2 separate regions of the Homo sapiens genome follow, and region 1 is linked to region 2. A link is a loop called in an ENCODE intact Hi-C map of the cell type or tissue named here. Cell type or tissue: heart left ventricle. All regions are shown on one strand. Region 1 holds the start of LOC105375503 (a long non-coding RNA gene). Region 2 overlaps CPA2 (carboxypeptidase A2).

Region 1 (4,000 bases), 79 kb before region 2:
GGAGGTGCTGGCTGGAGACAGAACACAGAAGTCCTGGATGCCAGGGGAAGAGACAGGCTCCAGGAAGGAGAGAGTGACCAGTTGTGCTGTTGGAAGAGGAACATTGAGAGTCGGCCATCGGGTTGGATCTGGAAGTTGCGTGTGACATTGTCGAGGGAAGCTTTGGTGAAGTGAGGGGGTGGGCAGCCTGCTGGCGGACAGGGATGGAGATGACAGGGAGAGTCAGTATTTTCAGGAGTTTCAGTCTATGGGGAAGCATAAAAATGGGGTGATGGCTGGAGGGGAGAGGGAAGGGATCAAGAGAGGGTTTTTTTAAATGGGAGAAATAACTGTATTTGCATGGTGATGAGAGTGATCCACTAGGGCGAGGGAAATTGGCAACGCAGTATTTACACTCAATTGTATTCTGCTCTAGATGGTCAGAGTATGGGTGATTTTTGTTTTCTCCTTGTGCTTTCCACTATTTTCCAAATTATCTAACATGAATATTTATTAATTTTGTAATCAGAAAAAAAGCCATTAAAAGCCACAGAGCTGATTGCTCAAGTGAAGTTTTTCCATGGTGACTCATCCTAGGGAAAAAATAAAAAAAAAAACCAAAGGGCTGAAAAGAACGAGGTGAAGAAAAATTAAATGCAAATAGAGCTCGCTCGGAATCAGATAATTTCTTGCCTGGCCCACTGCAATTTCCTCACCACCCTCCTGCCTGTCAGTCTCTCCCTGGTCCTGTCCCCAACTCAACACTGTCACTGTCAGGGTGGTGTTTCTGAAATGCAAATCTGATCATGTGAAAGCACCTCCCATGACTCCCCCCTAGTTGTCAGGATAAAATCCTGACCTCGTCACATGGTGGAGGGCACTCTTTGTGATGGGGTCTGGCTTCATCACCAATCGGGGTGGGGGCCCCCCTTCCTCTGGCCAGCCCCCCCTCACCTGCTCTTCAGCGCACCGTAATTACCGCCTTCTCAGAAGCACGGCGTGCAGTGCCTCTTGTATGCGCTCCCATAGCAACCGCCCTCACTCCATCAGTCGCTCATCCACTCCATTGTAACCACCGATTTACCCCCCTCCATCCCCGGCCCCCGCGACCCTCCAGCTGTCCTGGATACAGGGCCAAGTTTTTTATCTCTGTGTTTCCAGCCCCTTGCCCGATGCACAGCACACAGTAGGGCTCTCTGTGTCTGGGAGTGGAATGAATGGCCCTGCCTCATGTTTCTCAAGCATCCCTCTGATCACAGGGCAGAGGGAGGGAGAGATTCCAAAATCTCCCCTGCCTCTGGCCAAAGTAAAAACCAGCATCGAGGTTTTCCAGCCTGGTCCTAGCCACCAAACACGACCACTCCTCTTTCCTTTCCTCCTCCTAATGAATGTCTATTAGTTCCACTGACATTTATCAAGCCTCAACGAAGCAGCAGGTCCTATGGTAGGTACTGGGGTAGGAAGATTGACACGGAGCGTGGAGCTGAACCTTGGCTGAGGGGAGGGGGCCAGAGGAACAAAGACCCACATGTGAATAAGGTTGTGCCTGTCCTGAACTCCCCAACCGAGCAAGTCATTCAGCAGACAACCGCAGAGGGCCCACCCTGCAGGGGACATTGCCAAGTACTTGGCTGAGGGGATCCAGAGGACAGGGAGACAATCGGGCCCGTGCATCTGTATCTGAAATACAAGACTGGACGCCAGCAACCCAAGGGGTGCAAAGCTCTTCCCGTCCTGTTAGCAAATCTCAGCTTCCCTCCTCCTGGACCCCTCCCCATCATCAATCCCTCAACACATCAACACATCAGCCACCCCACCCCCAGCTCCCTCTAAGCCAAAATATGATCTCAAGTATGGCAGCGAGTGCTTGATCCCTGCAGGAAGAGCGAGTTGGTGAAAATCCTGCCTGGCTGGATCAAGGTTAAGAGGTCAGAGCATTTTCCTGAGAGGGAGGGCAAAGCCCTAGAGGGACTCGGGGCTGCGGATGTGGGGAGAGGACAGGCTAAATCCAGTGGGGGAGGCTCAGAGGGGACTCTGGGGCCGTCCCTGATGTGCAGAAATCAACAGAAAGTTTTTAGAGACCTCTGTGTGTCTGTTTGCCAAATGCTGCGGAGTTCCCAGGGTGGGGCTGAACCAGGGAAATGGAAACTTCAAAACAGAGGCCTGGCTAAAAATGAGAATTCAGTTCTATTTCTTTTGATGTGGTAGCCTCTTTTGTCTGCGGGAGTTTCCCCATTTTTGTTTGTGGGGGATTTCATTAGAGAAATATCCCACCCCCACACGTTGAGCGGGAAACAGATGTGCCTGATGAGGGATAAAGGTCTTTGAAAGGACCAAAGTTCCCCAGCCCTGTGCTCGCATGGGAACGGAATGCTGCCTGATGCGTTGATCCCCTGACATACGGTGTCAAGTGTGTGCGCTCCGGGAGGCTCTGTGTTCCCACAGTCGGAGCCCTTAGGGGAGATTAGCGCCATACAACAAGGTTGGGAATGAATCTTTATGGATACAGTTCCACAGGTACACGGCCAGCAGCAAGCAGCTGCAGAAAGATGCAGCCGGGGAGGCTTAACCAATGAGTGGTACCCACAAAGATCTCTAGGAAGGAGGCTGTGCTACCAGCACGTTTCAGGGGCTCTTTAGGATATACTGGAAAATAGAACAATTGAAATAGAATTTCATGACGTTCAGAAAAGATGCAGGGAAAGCAGCAGGGAGACTGGGGTGTCCAGGATGAAGGCTACCTTTGTCCTACCCAAGAGCAGGTCTGTAGCTGCTTCTCCCAAAGCGGTTCCTCTGGGAGAATGCTGCCTGGGGGGATGCCCCGTGCGGAGAGCCAAGCGGTGGAGGTTGGGGGAAGTGAACCACAGCAGTGCTCTGAACCACACAATGCTCTTTCACCATTTCCCAATCCTCTGAAGTAAAGCCGTTCCCCCAGGCATTGGATGGCTGAGACACAGCGGGAACAGGAGGGAGTGGTCAGATAAGCAAAGGAAGAAGCTATCCAGAGGCACCTTCCCACGGTGCCTGGGGAAGACCCCAGCTACATCCTCCTGTCTCCCTTCTCCCCGCACCTTTGCTGTTTATTAGCTGCAAATCCCTCCCCAGGAGGACTCATCACAGGCGTCCTCTCCACTCCCACACTGTGAGTGCTTCCCCCATGAATCCTGTCCTAGCTTCAGATTCTGAGAAGCGTGCGGCTCACTTCCTTCCACAGCATGTTCACAAACACGCTGATGGAGACCCAGAAACCACATGTCCACTTTTAGCCCCGAGAACATCTCCTCCATGTTGGGCCCCAACCAGAAAGGAAGGCGGAAGGCAGGGTCCCAGCTGGGGCAGGGCTTCACCTGGATGTCCTTTATCATGATGCTGTAAGCAAGTCCATGAGACTCCAGATAAGCTTTGATGTCTTTCAGTTCAGAGAAAGGAACTCTCATATCCACAGGGAGGCTGGGCCTGGCTGGGCCACGCCAGAAGTCCACCTTGTTCACCAAGGAAAGAGAGAGAGCTGCATTACTCCATGTCCTTCCACACAATCCTGTAGGTGACCACAGAGAGCCAGAGAATCTCTCAGCCAGTAGAGACCCTCTTTCTACGCAGGAGATGGGGACGGGGGTGTGATGTCCCAAAGCCCCTCAGCGGATGCCTGAAACAGCAGATAGTACTGAACCCTAGACTATGCTCTTTCCTATACAAACAGATTTGGGATACAGGTTTTTTTGTAATTTTTAATTTTTGTGGGTACGTAGTAGGTGTATATATTTCTGGGGTATATGGGATATTTTGATACAGGTATACAATGTGTAATGATCACATCAGGGCAAATGAGGTATCTATCACTCAAGCACGTATTCTTTGTGTTACAGACAATCCAAGTACTCCAAGTACACTCTTTTAGTTATTTTAAAATATACAATTAAATTATTATTGACAATAGTCACCCTGTTGTGCTATTAAATACTAGATTTTATTCACTCTTTCTATGTTTTTGACAGACCTATAATAAAGTTTAACTTATAAA
Region 2 (4,000 bases):
AGGTAAACATTAGCAAATGTATCCTAGTGGTATAAAGTAGGCAAATCACTCCTCTCAGGCCTGCTTTGGGAAAAACGCTCTGGAGAAATCCATCTGTCCCAGTTAGTCAGTTGGTTCCCAGCCATAACGTTTCCAAATTTAGCGAGGAGTTGTGACATTACCTCTTTTTGGTTTTTTTTTCTCTTAAAAAACTCTTTCTAGGAAATCTGGGGAAATAATTTTCACTGTTTTTGAGGACAAAGTGCAAAGCTTGAAATTATGTGCACAAAGACTTCAGAGGTTACGAGATGGCGTAAAACCCTAACCTTTTTTCATCTATATCCTTTTTCAAAAGATCTTCGTTCAGGGCGTTTGTCTTTGCGGTTTAGGGTTTAGTTGTCCATCATCCTTCTGCATACGACCAGAACTCTTCTTTAAAAAACAAAAAAAAAAAAAAAAAAGAAAAAGAAAAAAATGCAGCTTAGGCAATTAGTGCTTTTTCTTTTTTAACTGGTGTGCGTGTGTGTGTGCGCGTGTATGTGTGTGTGTGTGTGTGTGTTTAAAGAGGAAAGAAAAAAAAGAGAAGGGGAGGGGAGGCAGAGAACTCCCAGCTTGAATTACAGCCCCCAGCCCCCAACCTCCCCCGGCCCGCACCTCCCCCTTCCTCGGCTCCTATTGGCGCATTTGCCCCGGTTCCCCAGGAGCTCATCTCTCAGGACGTGAGCATTAATTCACTCCTGCAGACCTGCGTCAGCTTGCTCAGGAACAGAGAGAAAGAAAAAGAAGGGGGCGGGGGTGGGGGAGTGGATACTCAAAACCAGCAAGGACCGGTTAGGAGGAAAAGAAAAAAAAAGTAATAAAAAGGAGCCTCTCTGTAGCACAAGCTGGGACTGCCGGCTAGCCTGGGAGGAGGGAGATTCTAGAAACATCGAGAGGAAGAACCGTCCCTGCACCGTGTACCTTGAGCACGTTCATAGGCCGGTTCTCAAAAGAAGAGCCAATATTCACTTTGCTCACTAGACCAGGGTGCTCAGCCACGAGGTTATCCATTTCTTGGGAAATCTGAAATGTTTCAAGTGAATAAATAGACATTTGCGAGTGAACCATCTGTTGCATGAGATCTGATCCCCTGGTGATTTTCCCCATTCCCTTGGGACACAGCGGAGGGGGCAGCGCGGCCCGAGCTGTAGGGTCGGAGGGTTTGGATCCAGCTGAGTGCTGCTGAGTCCGACGGTGTCTGCAGGGGCTGCAGCCCAGCCGGCTCTTTGCAGTTTTGTGCAAAGCAAAATGGCACACTTCCCTGAGGTACTTGTGGCTTTTGGCGACCCCAGCCCTGAGGTGGGGTTTCTCGCCCTTGTTAGCAGAGGAACACAAATGGTAGTGCCCCCTCAACCCCAAAATGGATGTAGAGGCGATCGCTACAAAATGTCTCCCGGCTAAATCAGGCCCAGGGACAATGGGGTTTCTGCTGCAGACGCACTAAGGCCACCGGCTACTCCAGCTCCTATTTTCAAGGCGATTGAAATTTTGTGCATCTGGAGAACCCAAGCTGTGTCCATTGCTGGGATTGAGACGTGTCCGGGCGCGTCTGGAGAGCTAGCGGGAGGAAGTCAGTCCCTCCAGCTGTTGCCAGTATTTGCACTCTGTAGGAGACAGACATCAGTTTGTCTGGGAGAGCGGGAGGGCATCTTGTTTGCTTCACTTCCTTTTCTTTCTTATTCTCTGTGCTGGTCCACAGTCCCCTATCTGAAACCCTTGAGGCCATATATATTTCAAATAAGATATTTTTTTCAGGGGAGAATTTTAGAAGGGTAATAGGAAGTATATATTATTACACACGGGACATTGCTCCGTATTCAAGCACATTAATATTATTTCTGGCAGTGAAACAAATGAGCAGTGAGGCAATTCAGGTCAGATTTTGCTCCCAAATGAGTTTAGGTTAAATCAGGTTTTTCCATCACATAAATTAGGAGAAAAAAATGTTTAAAGCTTTTTGCATTTAAAAACTGCCAACTTGGAGACTTGGTGCCTACCAGATACCTCTTCTCTGGCTCTTTCGTACTCCCCATGCCACCCCTTGGCCCTACAACCTCCATCCCCTCCGGCCCCTTTCCATCCCTCGACTCTTAAGTCAGTGCAGATAGATTCCCGTGGGCCTGGAGAAGAGCTCTGTGCCACAGAAGTAAATGCAGCACTGCCCAGGATCCCCACAGCAGCATGGAGTAGCAGATGCAGGAAGGGGATAGTCTCCACAGAAACAACAAAGCCCAAGAAAGACAGCAGAGACTTCATGAGGCTTTGCTGCCATGAGGTCTTAGAGAGCACATCCCTGTGAGGCAGAAGAATAGGGTCTGGAGGCAGGGAACCCAAGGCCAATTCAGGCTGACTCCCTAGAACTAAATCAAAAAGAAAACTCCAACTTTCCACGCCCAAGTAACAAAAGGACCAGAGGCTACTCCCTTTGCACCAACCCCCGCTTCTTGGCACGGCAGATGAAAAATTGAAAGTACCTCTGATTGGTCCCCTCCTGCAACCAATCAGATTGGTTGCAAGCCAAGTCTTCATTTGCATAGGAGTATAATTTTGTAACTTCACTTCAGCCTCTGACTGGCCACCTTCTGCAACCAATCACACTGATCGCAGGCTACTGCTTCATTTACGTAGGGTGTACACCAAGTAACCAATGGGAAACCTCTAAAGAGTATTTAAATCCCAGAAAATTCTGTAATGGGCTCTTGGGCCCCTATGCTCGGGCTGCTCCCAACCTGTGGAGTGTACTTTTGTTTTCAATAAATATATGCTTTTGTTGCTTCATTCCTTCCTTGTTTTGTTTGTGCGTTTTGTCCAATTATTTGTTCAAGACGCCAAGAACCTGGACACCCTCCACCAGTAACACTTGGATGGAAGTCAGAGGCGTCAAGGTGGTCCCTGATTCCATCATCAGTGGCAGCCCGGAAGCACATCTCTCACCTGGCTCTGTGCCCCGATTGCATCGTCAGTGGCAGCCATGATGGCTTCCCTGGCTTTGTGGGCAGCACAGGTCAGAAGTCAGTAAGGGGGCTTAGGGCAAGAGCACCAGCCTGAGGGAGCTGCTTGTGGGTACCCTTTAGACACTCCACAGTGGGTGGCTGTTGAGATGGGCAAGTGGACTTCAGGCCCTACATGAAGCAGGAGTAGGTGTGAAGCCAGTGATACTGGTACTGGCTGTGAAATCCTAAGGAAACTTGGAGAAGTTAGAAAATAATAGAATAATTTCTAGGCCATTAAATCACCACGTGGAAGTATGAGCTTTGTCCTTAGAGGAGAGAATGGCCCGTCTCCGTGATGTTCATTTTGAAACACCTACCTCTTCCAGGGTATGGTAGGCCCCAAAATTGAAGTTACCACTCCGTTCTCTTCTCCTATTAAAAAGCATTTCTTCATTCTCTTTGTCCAACAGGACCTAAGATAAAACAATTCTATCTATGACTGGTTTACAGCAATGCATTTCAGTCTGTAATTGTGAAGGAAAGGGTAACACTCGGGTCCCCAGTACCAAGCTTTCCTCTTCTTGTCCTGTAGGCTTTGAGGTCATGACTTTCCCTTATTCTGGCCCCACTGTGAAAGGGGATGGAGCATTCATGGGACTTCCTACCAGCCAGATGCTGCAGGTGTGCCAGGGTAGGTTTGCAGGCACAGTCTTATGGCTCATCCTACCTTTCTGGGAGCTCAGGGCCTGTGTTAAGAGTTAACCTCTAAACAAAAACTAAATCAGGCCAGAGTCGGTGGCTCACACCTGTAATCCCAGCACTTTGGGAGGCCGAGGCGGGCAGATCACTTGAGGCCAGGAGTTTGAGATCAGCCTGGGCAACACAGTGAAACCCCACCTCTACTAAAAATACAAAAACTAGCTGGGCGTGATGGTGCATGCCTGTAGTCCCAGCTACTGGAGAGGCTGAGGCTGGAGAATCGCTTGAGCCTGGGAGACAGAGGTTGCAGTGAGCCAAGATCGTGCCACTGCACTCCAGCCTGGGCAACA

What was found. Hi-C counts contacts between places; a loop is a spot of excess contacts. Peaks named below come from ENCODE experiments on the same cell type or tissue, not always from the same donor. Only the 100,000 strongest peaks of a DNase experiment are listed, where the experiment ranks them.
Region 1: it touches region 2 in a loop (2.6-fold over the local background); 10 of 110 quality-filtered maps call a loop at or near these places.

The regions. Positions count from the first base shown.
Region 1 is chr7:130,349,436-130,353,435 of GRCh38, reverse strand. CPA5 (carboxypeptidase A5) reads right to left here. Exons shown (of 13, transcript NM_080385.5): 5 at 3,327-3,461. It overlaps LOC105375503 (a long non-coding RNA gene), which reads left to right and starts at 1,805. Exons shown (of 3, transcript XR_001745362.2): 1 at 1,805-1,907. RefSeq lists enhancers at 542-1,188, 2,026-2,375, 2,386-2,435. In heart left ventricle, no CTCF peak of the experiment used is centred here; a DNase peak (open chromatin) is centred at 2,379; H3K4me3 peaks cover 362 bases; H3K27ac peaks cover 2,733 bases.
Region 2 is chr7:130,270,117-130,274,116 of GRCh38, reverse strand. It overlaps CPA2 (carboxypeptidase A2), which reads right to left. Exons shown (of 11, transcript NM_001869.3): 4 at 3,329-3,424; 5 at 940-1,041. Among named protein-coding and RNA genes, the nearest start is that of CPA2, 5.3 kb to the right of the region's middle. RefSeq lists enhancers at 485-1,136, 1,137-1,789. In heart left ventricle, no CTCF peak of the experiment used is centred here; DNase peaks (open chromatin) are centred at 1,158 and 1,526; H3K4me3 peaks cover 1,632 bases.